Linked DNA regions of Homo sapiens: region 1 is linked to region 2. Evidence: chromatin loops called from intact Hi-C (ENCODE). Cell type or tissue: OCI-LY7. All regions are shown on one strand.

What was found. A loop is a pair of places that touch in the nucleus more often than their neighbours do. Peaks named below come from ENCODE experiments on the same cell type or tissue, not always from the same donor. Only the 100,000 strongest peaks of a DNase experiment are listed, where the experiment ranks them.
Region 1: a loop joins it to region 2, with 5 times the contacts of the local background. A loop is called at or near these places in 26 of 110 quality-filtered maps.

Annotation. Positions count from the first base shown.
Region 1 is chr4:48,031,436-48,036,435 of GRCh38, forward strand. It overlaps NIPAL1 (NIPA like domain containing 1), which reads left to right. Exons shown (of 6, transcript NM_207330.3): 4 at 1,558-1,648; 5 at 3,446-3,606; 6 at 4,127-5,000. The coding sequence ends at 4,737. Among named protein-coding and RNA genes, the nearest start is that of NIPAL1, 17 kb to the left of the region's middle. In OCI-LY7, CTCF peaks have their summits at 2,563 (motif pointing right) and 2,772; a DNase peak (open chromatin) is centred at 2,596; H3K4me3 peaks cover 346 bases; H3K27ac peaks cover 1,298 bases.
Region 2 is chr4:48,084,474-48,089,473 of GRCh38, forward strand. TXK (TXK tyrosine kinase) reads right to left here. Exons shown (of 15, transcript NM_003328.3): 10 at 1,993-2,164. Among named protein-coding and RNA genes, the nearest start is that of TXK, 47 kb to the right of the region's middle. In OCI-LY7, CTCF peaks have their summits at 855 and 2,828 (motif pointing left); a DNase peak (open chromatin) is centred at 2,838.

The sequences.
Region 1 (5,000 bases), 53 kb before region 2:
GATTCCAGATAGGTATTTGGATCTTTCTCTTTTTCTGTCTTACTTGCATCTCCCCACCCTCTACCCATACTTTATAATGAAAATATGAGGAGAGTATTATGTGACTACATTTGCAATTTTGTTTTCACCGTGTAAAAAAGTTTATGTCAGTATTGAAGAGAGAAAAGCATACATTAGAGATTAAGTAAGTGATATATATACAGTACTTTAATCATGAAGTCGTTGTTTTCCTGGAAAGCTATCTATAAAGATAAAAATATAAATAATATAAAGTATCCAAGGAAACCTTAATATTCCAAGAAAACTGCCACGGTTTTTTTTAGACAGAGTCTCGCTCTTGTCGTCCAGGCTGGAGTGCAGTGGCGTGATCTCGGTTCACTGCAACCTCCGCCTCCCAGATTCAAACGATTCTCCTGCCTCAGCCTCCAGAGTAGCTGGGATTAAAAACGCTTGCCACCACACCCGGTTAGTTTTTGTATTTTTAGTAGAGATAGGGTTTCACCATGTTGGCCAGGCTGATCTCGAACGCCTGACCTCAAGTGATCTTCTCCCCTCTGCCTCCCAAAGTGCTGGGATTACAGTCATGAGTCACCATGCCCGGCCTTGCCGTGATTCTTTCGATGATAGCAATGTCTTAATTATTCTGTTCTGTAAATTTAGATTTGTTTAATGATGTTTTCCTAATGGTGAATACTCCTATAGATTTGGGGGGATGTAGCGTAGCAGCCAGACAAAGGGAAAAAGAAAAAAATCATGCTGGTGTTCCTTTCTCTCTCTACAATAAGCATTTGCCTGGTGTAGTTGCCAGCATGAAATACTACATTCTGTGGGCAAGTTTCCCACTGTGTTCTGTGAGAATAACTTGGCCCCAGTACCAGAGCCCAGCTCTTGAAGGGATTTCTCTCACTCTAGAAGTTATTTATAGCACACTATATCATGCAAGTCTAGAGTTCCTCAGATAAGAAAAAGATTACATTCAGGAGCATATCATGACTTTAAAACAGCTGCCTGGATCTCGTTAAGCTACTGAGATACTGTTACTTGCTTATAGATCACTTACAATAGAGGGATATCTAACTTCATGGGCCTATGGCAGGTATTTCTGGCTATTCCCTACCTACACACCAGATTTAACCATTCTAATTTTCCAAGCTGGTTTTGGTTTCTGTGGGTAACCTACAAAGCTGTAGGTATTCTTGAGCAAGTGAAATAATTCTCTGCTTACTACAAAGCTACCTCTACTAGATTTCATTAGAGTCACCAAATATGTCTTCAATATTGAAGTAGCTAAAAATTTCTATTGAAAGCCATTTAAAATGAGTACTCATCTGTCACCATTTTTTGCATCTTTTGAGTTTATCACCTGGTATTACAGTTTGTCTGCATCTCTTAATATTAATTATCTCCTACCTGCTATAAAACATGTTACATCATTCTTTTTAGCTAGATCTTCCCATGTATTTGGGTTAAAAGTCCACTGCTTTGCATGAGTCATTTGTTTTTCTCTTCTGACAAGTAAGCCCATTTTTTATATCAATATCTCTGCTTGCTTTCTAGTGGGAGCAGGAGAGGCTGCAAATTTTGCTGCTTATGCTTTTGCACCTGCCACCTTGGTCACCCCTCTGGGTGCTTTGAGTGTTCTCATAAGGTATGTGAGCAACAGGGAACTTGGCTTCTGTAGGTATTTTAAGACCAAGATAAACTTAAACCATAATAAACATATGGCTATGGATATCTAAAAGCAAACACACAAATCTAGACCAACCTGGGCTCTAAAAGTCTAGATGAACCCAAATTATTTCTGAGGCTCCTGGGAAGCTTTGGTCAAGTCACTCAGGCTCAGTTTACTCATTCATAAAGTGAGAACAATACTTTTTCTTGCCTGAAATCACAAAAATAACTTGAGAAGACTATAAAATAACAGTAGAAATAGGAAATAGACTGTCACATTATTATTTTAAAAACCTAAGACACAGTGAGTTTGATTTCCTACTAACATAAATGTGTTTTACATTTGTAACACTGCAATGAAGCATAGAAGATTTTTTAAATCTCTCATCAGAACAAATTGCCAGAGTCCTGTCAATTATTTTCCTCATCATAGTGGTTAATGACCATAGTTATCAGAGGACTTTTACAAGCATGGTGTTTTGGTTAAATTTTAACTCTCACTACAATTCTTGCATTGTTTGCTGGATACTTCTGTTTGGAGACCCTGTAGTTTTGATAGTGGAAACAGGAATAATTTTCCTATTTCATGGAATGTGGATCTAATTTTTCTGAGTTTATTATGATCCCAAATGAATGTGTTTGATAAGCATATACATTTTTGTCTGTTCTTTTCTTGTCTTTTTGTTTTCTATTCATTACCAACCTCTAGTATAAAACCTATGATTGAGCCTACTAAATTCTTTTTAGCTTCTGTATAGGATTGTTATGAAAATTAAGTGAGTTAATACACATAAAGCACTTCAAACACTTGTCTATGCAATGAATAGCTAGTAGTAGTAGTAGTAATAGTAGTATCTTCACTAAGGCTGCAGTCCTAAAGGTGGCCACATGAGGGCAACTCTAGGAAAGTACCTGGTAATTTATCATAATCTTGAGGACAGATGGGTACTTAATTGCCTTCATGGGGATGCCAGAGCATTAGAGGAAGGAGGCTGGCTTGCAGAAACCACAGCAACTGAAGCATTAGCAGTACTGGATAGGTCTAAGTATCAGAGCAGTAACAGGTGGTAAGGAAGTATTTTGATATTTTGAAAGTCTGTATCAAGCTTCTCCAACCCATGGCCCATGGGCTGCATGTGGCCCAGGACGGCTTGGAATGTGGCCCAACATAAATTTGTAAACTGTCTTAAAATATTATGAGTTTTTTTTGTGATTTTTTTTTCTTTAGCTCATTAGCTACCATTACTGTTACTGTATATTATGTGTTGCCCAAGACAATTCTTCCAGTGTGGCCTAGGGAAGCCAAAAGATTGGATACCCCTGGTCCGTTTGATTGTAGTGGTGTGAACTAGCTGATTATTAGCCCTGAGCAGAGTAATTTTTCTTTAGGAATGTATCTTTCTTGGAAACATCCATGGGCATACATATTCTAAATGTATCATGCCAGTAAGATATAAAAGATTTTCTATTTTGTTTGGCTTTACAGGAAAAGATGGGTAAATTGAAAATGACTTGAGTAGAACCTCTTGTAAGATCACTGGAAGATTATGGGATATAGAATATTATAGCTCTTTAGATATAAAAACAGTGAAGCATATTTGATTGCCCATCAGTTCTGAGTTTCAAACCAATCTAGGGTTTCAGTGTCATATAGCATATTCCAGTCAGCTCATTGGGATACATGGTGGCATGTACCACAGTGTGACTTCTGAGCTGCCATGGGATCAAAAGGTAATTGAGCTATAGTGATTTTTAATTTTTTCTCTCCCAACAGTGCAATATTATCTTCCTACTTTTTAAACGAGCACTTGAACATTCATGGGAAAATAGGCTGCATATTAAGTATATTGGGGTCAACTGTGATGGTTATCCATGCCCCACAAGAAGAGGAAGTCACATCTTTGCATGAAATGGAAATGAAATTGAGAGACCCAGGTCTGTGATTCAACCTAAAGAACCACTCAAATTCTGCTCCACTTTCTCTCCTCACCAAATAGTATCTGTAATAATATTGTAATAAGCTTTCTACATTGTGGGCCGCATTGTGGGTTGTGAGACACAGTGAGGTTTGATTATTATTTCTCCTGAAAAGATGGCAGAACTTATTTTTGTGTTCATGCTTCCCCTGTTACACAATGAAAGGGAGAGGTGGGGATGGTAGAGGCAAAAGACATATATTCAAAATCAAATCTTTGCCACTCTCTTCCTCTGAAAATAAAAAGTTAATCTGATAATATTCGCCCTAGCTCATAGTGGTATTGGTGAGATTTAAATGATATGTTTGTGAAAATCCTTTGTAAAATATTGAGAACTATGCAATAGAATGTTGTTTTTAATTTGATCTCACTTCTATTTCTAAAATACCTATGCTCTTAAACTCATGACTAACAAGATTTCAGAAAGGTATAATCCTGTGAGCATTTTCTAAAGTCAAATTCTTTTCTCCTTCTAACAGGGTTTATTTCCTTTGCTGTGATCATAACTGTGATCTCCTTGGTGCTGATTTTGATTGTGGCTCCCAAGAAAGGACAGACCAATATATTGGTTTATATTTCAATCTGTTCCTTGATTGGAGCGTTTTCAGTTTCTTCTGTGAAAGGCCTGGGAATTGCCATTAAGGAGCTGATAGAATGGAAGCCAGTTTACAAACATCCGCTGGTCTTTGTTTTGCTGGCTGTACTTGTGCTTTCAGTAACTACACAGATTAACTATCTCAACAAGGCACTGGACACCTTTAATACCTCTCTTGTGACACCCATTTATTATGTATTCTTCACATCCATGGTAGTGACTTGCTCTGCCATCTTATTCCAAGAGTGGTATGGCATGACAGCTGGAGATATCATTGGGACCCTGAGTGGATTCTTCACTATTATCATTGGCATCTTCCTTCTACATGCTTTTAAAAATACTGACATTACTTGGAGTGAGCTTACATCCACTGCTAAGAAAGAAGCCGTCTCTCTGAATGTCAATGAAAACAATTATGTTTTACTAGAGAACTTGGAGTGTTCAGCCCCAGGATACAATGATGACGTTACCTTGTTTAGTAGAACTGATGACTGAAGTCTCTAGAAACACTGAGTTTTAACCAATATGAGACACACGAAGAGGAAAATGAATGCTTGCTTCTTGGAAGAACTGCTAGGAAAGTTAGCATTTTTGCAGTTCTAACTAATTTAGATGTGAGGCCAAGTAAAAATGCCATTTTTTTGGCCATTGAATTTGAAAATCAAATTGATTATCCTCCAGAATCTCTACAAACTTTGAAATACTCTCTAAGGATCAAAGAAGTCAAAGAGCTATGTGTGTCTCAGAATAATCTCCTT
Region 2 (5,000 bases):
TAGACAGTCAAACATGTTTTTAACTCTCCCTGAATAACTTGTCTCCCATTCATTCTTTTTTTATTATGCCTATTTAATCCAACACAGGAATACAATTTTTGTCCTTTAGGTATAGAAAAACCACGGTAGGATGCAGATATCTACAGGAAGCAAAGGCAGATAGAGATAGGTGCCTGGGGCACCTAGGGACCCAAAAACATCATTGGGAAGCTGGTGTCACTGGGAAATTGTGTTTGTAACAACTTCCCTTGGAATTCGTTCTATTGTAAGTGAATGGAAAGGATATTTTGATAGGACCCTCAGGGTATGGGTTGAGAGCCCCAAGGGATATACTTGCTCTGCCTTCGAAAGAGAATGGGTCCAGTTAATCGAGAATGGGTCCAGTTAATCGAGAATGGGTCCAGTTAATCGAGAATGGGTCCAGTTAATCGAGAATGGGTCCAGTTAATCACCTCTGATTGTTGTTTGCTTGTTTGTTTGTTTTTCTAGTTGGAGTCTGCAAGTGCGGGTCAGAACTAAATTTCTCTGGAAAACAGAGCAGAATCTAAATAATGTCATCTGGAGTTTTTCTTCTTCACAGCATTGCTGTTCCTCTAAATAAATGTTGAACAAATATTTAAAGAATGTTAATTTGAACTATGGTCAAATTATTGGCCTGTCCTGGTCCTGCTCAGGTTGTTAAAGTTAATGAGCCACAGAAATGGGTTCAACTGAGTCAAAATGCTGTCCCGGGAAATCACAGAAGAGTTGTGTCCAATGGTCTACAAAGAGCCACTTCTTTTAAAGCTCTGGACCCTTATGTCCTCTGAAAGCAAATACTTTTTTATCCTTAAAAAACCATTAACTCTTTTTGGCCACCGGAGGATGCCCTTTCAAGAGATGAGTAGTGTATCACTACTAAGACATAACCATCATTTCTGCTTCTGGGAAAAGGAAAAAAAAAAGAGTACTTGTAAAGCACCTATTATTGAGCTGAAAAGAACACACTTGCTTGTCACTGATACCAACAGGAGGCAGGGAAATACTAGGTAGAAGCGGGCAGTTCCCCAGCAAAATCCCCACCTTCAAGCCTGGAAACCTGCTGCCCTAAATGGGAACAGGCATTTTTATTTTTGTGCCCAGATGCTGCCCTTTCCAAGACTGCTCTAGCCTGCCACACCCCTGTACTGTGCCCATATAAACCCCAAGCTCCATTGGCAGGTGACAGAGCAGTGCAGCAGAGAAGAAGAGAAGAGGAGGAGTGTCTAAACATTGAGAGGAGTTCTGCTGGGGGCAGTCAGAGACGAGATCGGCTGCAGGATGGTCAAACTCCCAGGGAAGATCATCTTCCCACTCCATCCCATTTCCAGCTCCCCATGCATCCCGCTGAGAGCCATCTCCATCACTCAATAAAATCTCTGCATTCACCATCCTTCAAGTCCGTGTGACCTGATTCTTCCTGGATGCCATACAAGGACCCAGGTATCAAGAGGGCAGGATGCAAAAGGCTGTCACCCTGACTTTCCACTGAGGTGGTTAACACTTAGCCATCTGCAGACAGAAAAGCTAAAAGAGCATTGTAACACCTCTAGACACTGTCGTGGGGCCAGAGCCCAAAAGCACTCACCCTGGCTCACCTGCATGCTCCTCCTCCCGTAAGGGATTTGAGCACACAGCGGCTGAGTAAATGAGCCACCCTCTTCACAAGGCATTCTGCAAAGGTGTCAAGGGAATTCTCCTGTCTCATCACTTACATAAATTCTCTTATTTAATTCACACATTGATCCAGTGAGGTAGGTACTTTCATCCCATTTTATAGATGAAGACATTGAGGCTTGGAAAGGTGAAATAATTCACCCAGGTCACACAGTGGTCAAATAATGTGCCTGGGTTACACAATGAGCTTGAGCAAAGTTGTGACACAAATCCAGGTGTGGCTGCCTCCAAAGCTCATGTTGTTTCCATGACACCAGGGCATGGTATGATATTTATCAGGGTGTTGTTTATACGTACATCATCACTTTGGCCTCTTCAATGAAATCCTCTTCAGACATGGAGCCTTCATTGATGGCCTTGATAGCTACCTGGATATGTGACCGCCATTCACCTAAATGGACCACTCCAAACTGACCGCTTCCAATCTCCTTTATAAAAGCCAACTCAGATGGATCTATCTCCCACTTTTCTGAAAAAGTAAAACATCCATGTTACAAGTAGAAAGAAAGACTGTTAAAATATTAGGGCTGGAAAATGTTTAGGAAGTATCTATTATTTGACAGAGAGGTTAAAAAATGTATAAAGTGGAGAGGATATGAAGCCATTTTAATACTCTCACTGTGGCTTAAACGTAATTCAAGGACTCAAGTTTCAAAACACAAACTTTATTTATTTGGTGATGTTTGTATAACAAATTAAGGATAACAAAATGCACTCTCTGCTCCCAAAGACAACAGCGAACACACTTCTGTGCCTTTCTAAACTAAACCTACCAAAACTAGACCTGGGACCCAAAATATTTATGTTCCCAGTCTGGTTTTTTTTTCCTGGTGAGTAAACTTGTAAGGCAAATAAAACTGTGATTTCAGTTCTTCCTGTTGGTCTTCTCACTCCATTCCTAAAGGGCTTTTCTCCCTTGATACTTTTTCTTCTTAGGGAAAAGTCCAATGAAATCATCTAATAAACAAATTCAGTGTTAGAAATCTAACCCACATATATCTAAGAGTATAGCTGAAGTGAAATTTTTACTGTATATTTCTCATTTTATAGAAGCAAATCAGGAAAAAATAAACTGTTTTTAAAATAACCCTCTTGAAAACTGTACCAAACTTAATGGTTTAGTGTCTCCTTTTAATACAGCAATACCACCATCTGCTGGAACTTTTGAATAATGCATTTAAAAGAATTGTAAAATCTGATAGTCCCTTCTACCAGCTATGCAAAGTATTCCCCCTCCCTATAGAAGGTATGTTTTATTTTATTATTATTATTATTTTTTTTTTTGGAGGAAGGGTCTCACTCTCTCACCCAGGCTGGAGTGCAGTGGCACGATCTCAGCTGACTACAAGCTCCACCTCTTAGGTTCAAGTGATTTTCCTGCCTCAGCCTCCCAAGTAGCTGGGATTACAGGCACGCCATCACGCCTTGATAATTTTTTGTATTTTCAGTAGAGACAAGGTTTCACCATGTTGCCTAGCCTGGTCTCAAACTCCTGAGCTCAGGCGATCTGCCCACCTCAGTCTCCCAAAGTGCTGGGATTATAGGCATGAGCCACCACACCCGGCCTCATAGGTATGTTTTAAAAGTAACATGGGAGGATATATTCATGGCCTTGGAATTGGCATAAATTTATTCAACAGAATATAACCACAAAGAAAAATATTGATAAATTATACTTCATAAAACTTCTGTTCATCAAAAATACCCCCATTAAGAAAGTAAAAAGTTAAGCCACAGAAGATATTTCTAAAATATACAACCAACATAGAATTCTTATTCTGAATATAAATAAATCAACTAGAGAAGACATATACCCTAACTTTTTTAAGGGTAAAAAATGTGAATGGAGTATTCTCTTATGAAGAGAATATCCAAATGGCCACTAAGCCAAATTGATAAAAATAATTAGTCATCAGGGAAATGTAAATTTAGACCATAATGAGATACTACGACACACCAGATTGGCTAACATGTAAAAAAAAACCTAGAATAAAATATTGGCAAGGGCAAAGGTATGGAGCCGCTAGAACTTACATATTGTTGATGGGAGTGTAATTTGGTATAAGCTCTTTAGAAAACTGACTGTATCTACTACATCTAAACATATGCATAGCCTATGACCCAGCAGGTGTACACTTAAGCACATATCCAACATATGCTGGAATGTAAATGTGCACTTAACTTCATCAAAACACACACAAAAATGTTCTTAACAATATTATTTGTAAGAGCCAAAAATTGGTAACAACCCGAATGGCCATCTACAAGAAGCATGGCTAAATCAGTTGTGGTATGTCATGCAGTGTAGCACTGCACCACAGTGAAAATAAACCAACCCCACCCAGGACCATGGATGAAACTCACAGATGTAATGAGGTGAGGAGGAAGCCAGACACAAAAAACTGCAGCGTCCGATTCTGTTTATATAACGTAATCAAACCAGGCAAAACAAATCAATCTATAGACTTATGAGTTGTACACTATTCTATTTGTTTTTAAATTTTTTAAGTTTATTTTTAAGAAATTAAAAAGAATCATGTTTAACTTAAGTAAATTGTTAATGGTAGAACTTTGTATTATATATACTATCTGTGGGCCAGAGGAATAATACAGGCACCAATAATAGCCAGAAATCTTGCTTCCATCCCACTTAACTTAATGAGATCCTGAGTCCCAGTTACTTTTTTCCCAATATATTGTGTTATTAATTTTTTCAGTACATTCTGAATCCCACTATTGAGAGAAGTTTAAAGGAATAAAATGTCACCAAATTAGAAAATAGGATTCCCTGGCACTTACGTATTCTCACAGATTTACAAATACCACATTTGCTAGAAAGTGGTTCAAATTGAACTTTGTGCATGTTCTATTAGAAACAAAAAAAAAGATGAAGACGATACTTTCAGCAGCTCTTTTTAGTAGCTTCTCTTGGAGAGGAATCATTTCCCAGGCACCCTTGAAACCAAAGAACAACAACCCAAACATCCAAATAAAAAGAATTGTAATTTATCAAAAGGGTGAAGATTAAGGCTCCTGGTAATGTAACAGTGAAATCTGAAGTCAAACGGAAGCATTTCTCCCCAAAGTTTAAATTGTCCTTATGAGATGCACATATTTAAACATCTCAGAAGGGTGATGTAAACTTTGAGAAGAAATGTTTCTAGATAGACATTTCGGAAGTGCTGAGAGTTCAAAGAATCAATAGGGAACTAGATTCTTTTTTTTTTTTCCTTTTTTTTTGAGACAGAGTCTCACTCTGCTGCCCAGGCTGGAGTGCAGTGGCATGACCTCAGCTCACTGTAACC